2 separate regions of the Mus musculus genome follow, and region 2 is linked to region 1. The links are chromatin contacts, found by Hi-C or POLR2A ChIA-PET in ENCODE. All regions are on one chromosome and are shown on one strand. Each heading gives the region's core, a stretch centred on a gene start or an enhancer-like site at or near the end of the contact. The rest is flanking DNA. Distances are from core to core; before and after follow the strand shown. Region 1 holds the start of Edf1 (endothelial differentiation-related factor 1). Region 2 holds the start of Notch1 (notch 1).

Region 1 (5,433 bases), core at 366-2,865:
AGAGCCAGAAGCGGGTGTTGGGGTCCACCAGACCTGGAGTTACTGGCAGGTGTGAACTGCCATGTTGATGCTGGTACCTGACCTTGGGTCTGTAAGAACAGCAAGTATTCTTCACCACAGAGCCAACTCTCCAACCCTTATTACTATTTCTTACTGTGCCTAATCTATAAACTTCTTCATGGGTGGGTATATATGAGTAGGAGAACACACACTACATACAGGATCCAGCACAACTCAGTTTCAGGCATCTACTGAGCAGCCTCAGAATGTGTCCCCAAAGAAACAGGGGTACACTGTACACACATATCTAGATAACATGCATTGAACTACTGCTAAAAGAACCAACTCACTTTTACACTAAGACAGGTGTGAGCTGGGTATGGTGGCACAGGACTGTGATCCTAGCCCTCAGAAGGCTGATTCAAGCCTTCTTAGTGCTAGATACACTAGACCCAGAAATCAATATCAGAGCACGTGCATGCGCACACACAGTACAGGCGACCAGGTTCTTTATTGGAAACAGAGCTAGTTTTCTTCCAAACTCTGCTATAAAGCAGAAAGGTGTGGAATGCTGCCCTGGCTTCTTCGGCCAGTACGGTTCCTAATGAGAAATGACACACCCCACAGTAGTCTCAGTAGTCTCCCTGGGAAGTAGGACCACTAACGATGATGCCTGGGCCACAGTAACTGAGTATTAACATCCTGCTTCAGAGGAGTGGCATGTGAGCGTCTCTGTGTAATATGCTCAGACTTTCTACACACTTAAGGATGATTCCAAGTTCTCCTGAAAAGAGGACTGTGGACTTGGCTTCAACTATGGCAAATAACTCCAGCTCTGGTCAGTACCACTTAGGGAACCACAGCATCCAGGGCTCAGGGACACAGAGTTCACCTATGGAGAGGACATCAGACCAATGTCTCACACAGCCCTCTTTATAGGCTGACATCGCCTGGGTGGGCATCATGGGCAGGAAGCCACCAGTGATGCCAGCACAGGCTGATACCAGGTAAGGGCAAAACCTTCAGCAGGACTGCCCCTACCCTGGTTCCCAAGTTTCCTGCGCCTAATGCCCACGTTGCCCACCCCACATTTAGTGACCAGCCAGGTTCTCTGACCCACACTTGCACCTGTTCTCAATCCTGTTTTCATCTCCATCCAGGTCCTCACCCAGGCCTGTCCCAGTCCAGAGCCCAGGCCACATTCCCATCCCCCTGCTCCGACCTTTGCCCCAGCCTCGCGCAGGTCAGCTGCCCTCTACCCCAGTCTTTTCCCGTACTCCATCTCCAAGGAGTACCTGTTGTCCCCCAAGGTCTCCACCCTCGAAAGATCCGTTCGGGTCCCCACCCACTGCCGGATTCCCCGGCTCGGCCCAGCGACCGCAGAGCGCCGTGCGGCCCGGCAGCTTCCCGCCGCCCCCCGCTGGCTGAGCACCTGCTTAGACTTGGCCTGTGCGGCCGTGGGGCCCTTCTTGCGCAGCACCGTCACGGTGTCCCAGTCACTCTCGGCCATGGCGCGGCGGGGGCAGCGATCCGTCCGGCGGCTCTGGCAGCTGCTCGAGACCCGGCGCGGCGACGCGACGTCCCTTCGTCGCCTCCCCGCTTCCGGCGCCAGCGCCTCGGTCCCGCCCCTGGTTCCCATTGGTCGGTGGTTCCAGGAGCCCGCACTTCCCGAGCTCTGCGGCCAATCCGCACCCGGCTAGTCTAGGGACCCGCGGGGGCTGCCCGCGGGCGGCGCGTGGAGGGCGACGCCTGATCGCCGCCACGGTTCCAGTCCCGTGTCCCTGTGGCTGCGCAGGGCGGAGCGCCAGGGGTGGGAATTGTGTGGGGATCGAAGGGAGCGGAGAGTGAGGGACCCTAAAGGAGAGAAGAGCGGAGAGGACATGGAGAGCAGACGGGAGGACCGAAGAAGAGAGTGGAGGATCCCGAGAAAAAAAGTGCAGAAGAGAGAAGAACCTTAGTAAAAAGAGTGGGGACCCGGAAGAGAGCTGGGGCGGAGAGGGAACACAGGTATCTGCGAGGGGAGTGAGGCACGGAGAAGGGGGCCCTGGAGACCTACACACACGCCATGCTAGCACAGGTGCCGTACAAGTGGGATCCTACTGATCCCAGCCGGTCTCCACCACCTTACTTCTGGAGAACCTGGGCCAGCGTCCCCCACACCAGTGGGTATACACCTGTCTTCCAGGCCACGCCTTAGGAGATCCCAGGATAGAATCCAGGTTCTCTTGTGCTTGTAGCTTGGCATTATACCAGTACTTCGAAGTTCCTTTGGAGGTGCTCTCTGGGAGAGAAACAGCAGCTGGCAAATTTTGTGGGGCCAGAAACATGTGAACCATTGATGGCTTCTTTGGAATACATAGAAACAAAATTACTTTAAAAATAAGCAACTCAGCCTCGAGGTGGTGGTCTTTAATCCCAGCATTCGGAAGGCCGAGGCAGAAGAATCTTTGGGTACGAGGTCAGCCTAGTCTACCAAACGAGCTCCGGGACAGCCAAGGCTACATAGAGAAACTGTCTCAAAAAACAAACAAAAACACCCTATAAATACAAAAATACACACACACCAAAAAAAGGAGCCTGGAGAGATGCTCTCTCTCCAGGAACTGCTCTTCCAGAGATCCTGAGGTCCCAGCAACCACATAGTGGTTCTTGACATCTGTATTTGAATACTATGCCTTCTTCTGATGTGTCTGAAGACAGCTACCGTGTACTCATATACATTAAATTAATAATAATAATAATGTAAATTACTTCTGCAACACCCGTATTTGCCAGGTGGAGATATGAGGATCAGAAGGTCAAGGTTATCTTTAGCTACAAAGCAAGTTTGAGACCTTCCAGGACTACATGGAACCCTGCTTGGGGAGGAAAACAAAATGATTATAGAGGCATAGTGGCTAAGAGCATTTGCTGCTCTTGCAGAGAACCTGAGAACAGCAGGATGTAACTCTAACTCCAGCGGCATTGATTCCCTCTTCTGGCCTCTGAGGGCACTAGGCACACAGTTGGTGTACAGACATGTAAAGGCAAAATGCCCATACACTTAAAACAAGATGGAATACACACCACACACACTCCACACACACACCACACATACATGGTGGTGGTGGTTTGGTTTGGTTGGTTTGTTTGTTTGTTTGTTTAAAGGCTCACTGTGTGGACTGGCTAGTCTGGAACTCATAAAGATCTGCCTGCTTCTACCTCCTGACTAGTGGGATTAAAAGCATGCACCTTCACTCTGGATACCAAAAAATAAAATAAAATAAAATTTTTAAAAAATCACACTTTAATTTTATTTTTAATTAAAAAATGGGGTGATGGCTTTGCAGTAAAAAGCACCGACTGCTCTTCCAGAAGACTTGAGTTTAATTCCCAGCACCTACAAGGTGGCTCCCAGGCATCTATAATTCATCTCAGGGGCTCAGATGCCTTCTGGCCTCCACAGACACGGAACACATGCTGTGCATAGATTTACATGCAGACCAAGTATCCATAAATAGAAAATAAAAGGTTTAAAATCTGTGGGGTTTTTGTTTTGTTTTGTTTTGTTTTGTTTTGAGACAGGGTCTCAGTATGTAACTTTTGCTGGATTGAATTTGATATGTAGTCCAGGCTGGCCTAAAAGATCACAGGGAGCCACCTGCCTCTGCCTCTGGAGGGCTGGAATTAAAGGTGTGCACCACCACTCCTGGCTAAAAAGTTTTAAAATAAATCTTTTTTTTTTTTAAGATTTATTTATTTATTTTATGTAAGTACACTATAGCTGTCTTCAGATACTCCAGAAGAGGGCGCCAGATCTTGTTACAGATGGTTGTGAGCCTCCATGTGGTTGCTGGGATTTGAACTCAGGACCTCTGGAAGAGCAGTCAGTGCTCTTAACCCCCGAGCCATCTCTCCAGCCCTTAAAACAAATCTTAACAGTAAGTTACAGAAATACTTTTTTTTTCCTCCTGATGTGCATTTGTTTTCAATTTGGGGAGGGATGGTATGTGTGTAAGTCAGAGGACAAGGTGGCACACACCTTTAATTTCTGCCCTTGGGAAGCAGAGGCAGGTGGATCTCTCAGAGTCCCAGGTCAGCCAGAGATACACAGTGAGATCCTGTCTCAAAATAAAAAAGTGATAATATAAAATTTTATATTTATATAAATTATATGCATATAAATATATATTCTATACATAGCATATAAGTATAAATTATATACTATATACTTATATAATTTATATTTATATAAATTATAAATATATATATAAATATAAGTTTTATGAAGCCGTATAAACTGTGTGCCTCTCTCTGTTTTTGCTTGCTGTCTTCAGCTGTGTTCTCTGCCCTCTCATGAGCTTGGCAGAATTCTTTCCTAAGAGGATAACTCAGACATTTTCCAAGGGTTCGTCCAGGTTTCTCCATCCTGAGAAAATTCAAGACATCTCACTGATGAGCTCAGTGGTAACAGGCACTACAGGGCTGACCCTGAGACAAGAGTTCTGATAAATACAATTGCGTCCATGAACGGTAAAGGATCTTTTGGCTGCTCATTATGGAGCTCAGTCTGGCCTGGAACTCAGCTCCTTTCTCAGCCCCCTGGAAACCCAGGTGAGTAGCTGGCTGGTAGGAGTGTTTCTTTTTTTTTAAATGTTGTATTTATTTTGTGCATGCATTCATGTGTGGGTGGAGGGCTTCCCAGGAGTAGTGAGACACACTTCAGAGGACAACTTCTGAGACTCAGTCCTCTTCTGCCATGTGGGTCATGGAGAAAGGCCTCAGGTCGGCAAGCTGGGCAGCGAGTGCTTTGGCCCTCAGAACCATCTCAACAGCCTGAGCATTTTAACTCTACTCAGATGTGGCTTGCGGGAGGGATTAATTCTTTTTAACTTTTGTACCTTGAATGATTGGCTGCAAAAGACTCCCGGCGAGTTCTGCATCTTTTGAAAATGTCTCTGCAAAGTGGTATCCTGACGTGCTACACCAGTCCCCCCATCATGCCAGTGGGGACAAAGCTTGATCTTAGGGATGATAAGGACACAACTGAGAAGCTGAAGAAGAAGCTGATTCCCATCACCTACCTGCAGGAGCTAGCCAGGGCAAAAGAGATCCGTGCTGTCAAATACCTGGAGTGTTCATCACTCACACAATGAGGCCTCCAGCCAGTGTTTGGATGAAGTTATCCTAGGGGCTGTGGTAAATGTTTGAGCCCCTTGTTCTTGGTCCTGTCCCTGGACCTTTGTACCTATGCCTTGTTCAAAAACATCGGAGCCTTTGCATTTGATGTTAAGTTTGTTACAGATTTTTTTTTTTTTTTTTTTTTGGTTTTTTGAGACAGGGTTTCTCTGTATAGCCCTGGCTGTCCTGGAACTCACTTTGTAGACCAGGCTGGCCTCGAACTCAGAAATCCGCCTGCCTCTGCCTCCCGAGTGCTGGGACTAAAGGCGTGCG
Region 2 (5,116 bases), core at 2,305-4,804, 950 kb before region 1:
TTCACAAGATGCCCAGTCAGGCACTCATGGCCTTCCTTCCTTTTTTCCCTGGGTCTCTTGGGAAGCAACAGAAGTGACAAGTGACTCCTCAAGAGACCCACCCTAGGCTGTGTGAGCAGTTGAGGGGACCCTAGGGCCTGGATAAACTTCAGTAAGGCACTGCTCAGAACATCCCCCGGGGTCACCTGCTAGCTTTCCAGAGCCCACAGTCTGTTCTTTGAGCAGTTTGGGGACTCCTGGGGACAGGCAAATAGATGGCCTCCATCAGAGGGTAGGGTACAGGTCATTGGGCCTAAGGCCATCTGTGGGATGACAATAACAAACCTGCCCAGTAGGCCAGGCCTACAGCCTAAGTGCACATCATGTGGGCCTTGGCAGCTCACCTGCTTGGGAGCTCGGTGCCTGTCTGGGGGACTTGCCCAGGCAGCACACGCTTGGGCCTCCCCACAGTAGGAGAACAGCAGGGCCTGCTTCTAGGAGGTTTTGCTCCTTCTTAGGTTTCCTGGGCACTGGGAAGCCCTAGGCAGGCTCTCAGCCATACACAGGGCCCTTGACCTTGTAGATGGCTCAGGGAGATTCTGCCCCTTGCTTAAGGGCTAGTCAATACCCCTGTGAACCTTGCCTGCTGGCCCAGGTATATTGCCTTCGGTTTCCCTAAGTTATGTGTCAATCAGCAAGCCTTTCTGGGTATTTGGTACTGAGACCCAGCAGGGCCAGGACCTTCCACAGAGACCCAAGCAGACAAGGTATCACCAAGGCTTAGCTGACAAGGGTTTTTGGGAAGAAAGCCCAGAACTGAGAGGGCATCTTGCAAGACAGGGGTCCTGGAATGTGCTTTCACACTGGCACAGCTGGGGTAACCAACACCAGTCACAAGGGAGCCAGCCCTGGCCTGCCTGTCTGGAACAACAGTTCAGGCCATTGAAAGCACATATGGAGATATAGTCAAACCTCTGAAAAATGTTCAAAGCAGTACTTAAAGTAGAAAGAGTAGACTGGAAGCTACTGACTTAGTAGGGGGAAAACTGAGGCCTAGAGCCTTGAAGGGCCCAAAGTAAGCTAGTCAGTTAGTAGCTATGATTCAGAGTCCAGGGATCCAGCTCAGGGGTCCACCAGAAGACAGACACGCTGTGGTGGACACAGTGGTCAGAAGGAAGCACCCTTTAGGTTGGACACTTCTTGGATCGCTAAGTCCAAGCGTTGTAAGCAGTGGGATTCCGAGGGTGGTGATCTGGAATGTTCCTGTAGCTGCCTGTTCTGACAGCACCCCACTCAGGACAGAACACTCACACCCTGGACCACTTCATGCTTGCACCCCTTCCCTGTGTTGTCCTCTTTGTCACTCCACCCAAGCATACCATGTGCCCTGAACTGGCTTGACTGACAGTTACTCTCCTAGGGACATCTCTGAGCCTCTCCTGAGAACTGGGTAGTCTCATTCTACCTGCACCCTAACTTCTGGGTCCCACAAGGCACAAGGTGAGATCCTGCAGGAGGGAGAGGCACCTGTAGCCCAGGCTCCGGAGGCCTAACCCCCCTGGTACTCCTGGGACTCTATGCTGCCCATCATACCTGCATACAGACCTGCTCCCTCCAGGACAACCAGGCCATGCTGGTCTGCATTCATGATGCGATGCAGATGCAGGTGGTTACAATGTTACAGGTCTATCAGCAACAGAACATCTGAGGCTGAGTGAGTATTTAGCAGGAAGAGTGACAGCTTTGGTTTTGGTGTGTGTGTGTGTGTGTGTGTGTGTGTGTTGTGTGTGTGTGTGGTGTTGTTGTTGCTGTTGTTTCTGTTGGTTGGCTGGTTGTTTTTACCCTCCAAGCCCTTTTCCTGGTAGACACAGGACTAGAAGGACCAATATCTCCTGTCTACTGTGTGAAACAGCTTCACACCCACTTGCCAAGAACTTGAGCCCTGCCCCCCACCCAGGCCATTTTTCTGGCTCAGCTGTCCCAGGGTTCCACAGCTAAGTTCTCCTGCCTGTGTGGTTGGCCTCTACTTATAAAAAGAGCCAACAAGTGTTTGTGTTCAGCTGGTCTGCTGTGCAGCCATACTCATTGCTAGACAAAGACAGTGGAAGAGATACAGACACCCATGGACAGACGGGATGGCAGGTAGGCAGATGTCGCCAGGTCAGCGCAGGTCTCCAGACTCCAGAAGGATAAGGCCTTCTTTGTATCCAAGTCAGGCTGCCTGCTGACAAAGCTGGAATATAGTCGACACATAAGCAGTTAGAGGCCTTCAGGACCCATCTCAGAAGAGGCACTTGCAGTCAGGCGTTCCTTCTATGGAACTGCTCTCTGGAGCTGCAGATCTCTTATATAAATATTTCTGTAGCATTGGGCGCTTTTTCTCTCGGGTACTGACCCCATGCTGCTAACCCCCAGGCTTGAGGCCAGTTTCTGAGAGGAGCAGGAGATGGGGGCTGGACAGCTGTTGGCACTGGCCCTTTAGTGCCTTTCAGGAACAGGTGTGTCAAGGGAGATGGGAGGGTCCTAGGACAATATAATCTGGGGCCCTTATTCCTTGTTGAACTCACCACCGTGTTTTAGGATGGGGAGGTGTTGTTCGTTCCAGATTCCATTGAACTTTAACTGCAAAGGGATAAGGAAGGCATCTTGGACGCCCAGTGCTAAGCAGCTTAGCACAGGATGTCCAAACATCAAGGTGGAGATAAAGCATGAGAGGCTGTGTTGACGCTAGCAGTCATTGTACTGGAACTCTGCACTTTCCCAGGCCACCTAAGTCGGACACAGCCAGGGACCAGTGAGAAGGGTGACCGTGGAACGTCTAGACTCGGGTTCCTGCTGGGAATCGAGAGCGCAATCTGTCCAGCAAGGCACTAGTCCTTGGGGAGTTCCCTTAGGGAGCCCCGAACTCCCTTCTACAGAGGCTGCGGGCGCGACGCCATCATCGTTTAAGGTCAAGCGTTCCGGAAGTCATGGCTAAGAGTGCCTGGCCTCAATCCTCCTGATGCCTATAGCCGAGACCAAACAGCTCCCAGGAGTGGAGCCCTAGGGACAGGACACGCGCAACGCTGCCAGGGCGCCACATTTAAACTCCTGCCCCAGGATTCCCCCCAAACTTGACTTCAGCTGCTCCTGCCCACGGTCCTAGACCTAACTCCAGGATGGAGCTGGTTCCCCGTGCAGCTTTCCTTTCCCACAAGACCCGTACCTCCTCTACTATTGAAATGCAAATTCTGGCCAAATGTCGCAGAGGGCGGCTACACACAAAGCCTGATCCTTCCGCAGCGCCAGCTCAAACTTTTGGTCTCTGTAAACTTTCGAACAAGAAGTAGTTCCTAGATGCCCATTCCATACACCCCTCCATTCCTCCTTGTCTTGCGAACCATAAGATCCTTAGATCCTGGCTCGGGACGCGCTCCCTAGCCCGGACAGGCGCAGAACCCACCAAAGCGCTGGGAGGGACAGGGTCCACAAGGGGGTAAGGGTTCGCAGGAACCAGGGGCGGAGCCCGCTGGGATGGGGCGGGGCAGGGGCGGGCCCCCATAGGGGCGGAGCGCCCGCCCGCTCAGAGCCTCACTAGTGCCTCTGCCGCGGGAGGGAGCGCAGGGGCGTGGGGCGCAGGGCGCGGGCGCTGGGCGCGGGTGCGAGCGCAGTGAAGGAACGAGCCCGGGTGCCTTGTAGGGCCCAGCGCCGCTGAGAGCCCAGCGCCGCCCACCCGCCAGGAAAGAGGGCATCAGAGGGTGGACGCCTGCGGGACCGCCGGTGGTGTGCGTCAACGTCCGATCCCCGCCGGCCACCCCAAGAGGCCGCCGCCCGGGCTGCGGGCAGCTGGCGAGCAGGCATGCCACGGCTCCTGACGCCCTTGCTCTGCCTAACGCTGCTGCCCGCGCTCGCCGCAAGAGGTAGGCTCCCGCGAGCCCGCAACTTCGGGCGCCTTTCAGAAACTTCTGTTGCGCCCTGCGCACGCTTTGGGTAGATAGGAGTAAGGGACCAGCTGCCAGAGTTGAGAGCCAGAGCGGGTGGACGGGACCGTGGGACCTGGTGTCCTGGCGTGTGAGGAGGACCCTTCTCTTTCCAGGGGTACCCACTTTTCTCATAGCGCCCAAAGACGCTGGAAGTGTGGTATGGGGCCCCGGAGGCCCAACCCTGGCTCGCACTTGGGTAGACGCTCCTGGGGCTCGCCGCGGGGGCGGACATGCTGCTTGCGCCTCTACTTTTCGATTTGAATCGAATCGGTTTTGGTTTCCTGTTGCTTCTTGGGACCATTTATTTTCATTCTTCTTTGCCTCCGGCCCGTGCTAGGGCGGATGTTGGGGTGCAGTGTGAGGTCAGGGGCGCTATACTCTCGTTGCTTACTTAGAGCGGGGCAGAGACGATGTGCCCTGGACTCCTAGTATGGGGTTTTGGGATCGCTGTCCCCTAGCCGGAATCAAACTTTCGAAGAGGGGCGATGTGCAGGCGGCTTGCTGCCTAGGGTGGGCGTGGGACTGACTCATTTCGGAAGTTTGAAAATCCTGTGCTGATTGGAACGGGAGCCGGAGAGGGGAGCCCTTATTTCCCTTCCGGCTTCACAGAACGGGGTACTCCTGTTGTAGTAACCAACTGCACTCTTCTCCCAGTAATCGAAGGAGAGAACTGCCTGCCCTTTCCTTAAAAGTGGGGTTTTATGTGACGCTCGAGCTCAGCCCTACATCGAGGCTTAATTTTTAGAGCTCTTTAAGATGGCGTGGGAGGGGCTTGATTAATAATAGCCCCTTCCCGAGAACGGGGTGGAATTCCTTCTAAGTGGGGTTTCTAAGACCCCCTCCCTGGGTGCGGCGGGGGCTGCCCCTGGAGATGCCTGCGAACAGGTATTGGGTGTCGGAGTAGGCGGGGCAGGTCTCCGGGTGCGGCCCCGCTGCCCCAGGAGGCGGCCCTGGCGCGACAATGGGCCGCTCTGATTCCCGGGCCGGCGCTTTGTTGGAGGGCGGGGTGGCGGGCTCCGCAGCTGTCGCTTTTTCCCACGATCCGGGGAGCTGAGTGTGGCCACCCCCTCCCTCCTGCGGTCCCCTCGTATCTTGTGTTTGAACTGAGGCAAGGGTGGAGGCTTGTCGGGGGGCTTTGCTGGGCACCTTAATCCCCTCCCACTTTGGCTGTGTGG

The links. Hi-C counts contacts between places; a loop is a spot of excess contacts on that map. ChIA-PET counts read pairs that join two places held with the same protein, here RNA polymerase II (POLR2A).
Region 2: a loop to region 1 is called in a map of T-helper 2 cell, with 3 times the contacts of the local background. The contact joins the promoter of Notch1 here to the promoter of Edf1 in region 1. A Hi-C loop is called at or near these places in 1 of 37 maps with a recorded cell type or tissue (T-helper 2 cell). POLR2A ChIA-PET finds 5 or more read pairs at or near these places in 1 of 5 experiments (Patski).

The regions. Positions count from the first base shown.
Region 1 is chr2:25,554,029-25,559,461 of GRCm38, reverse strand. It overlaps Edf1 (endothelial differentiation-related factor 1), which reads right to left and starts at 1,615. Exons shown (of 5, transcript NM_021519.2): 1 at 1,433-1,615. The coding sequence starts at 1,510. Gm35476 (a long non-coding RNA gene) reads left to right here and starts at 1,934. Exons shown (of 4, transcript XR_866044.3): 1 at 1,934-2,007; 2 at 4,317-4,593.
Region 2 is chr2:26,502,260-26,507,375 of GRCm38, reverse strand. It overlaps Notch1 (notch 1), which reads left to right and starts at 3,554. Exons shown (of 34, transcript NM_008714.3): 1 at 3,554-3,878. The coding sequence starts at 3,818. Gm35978 (predicted gene, 35978) reads right to left here and starts at 3,449. Exons shown (of 2, transcript NR_132655.1): 1 at 2,547-3,449; 2 at 2,029-2,212.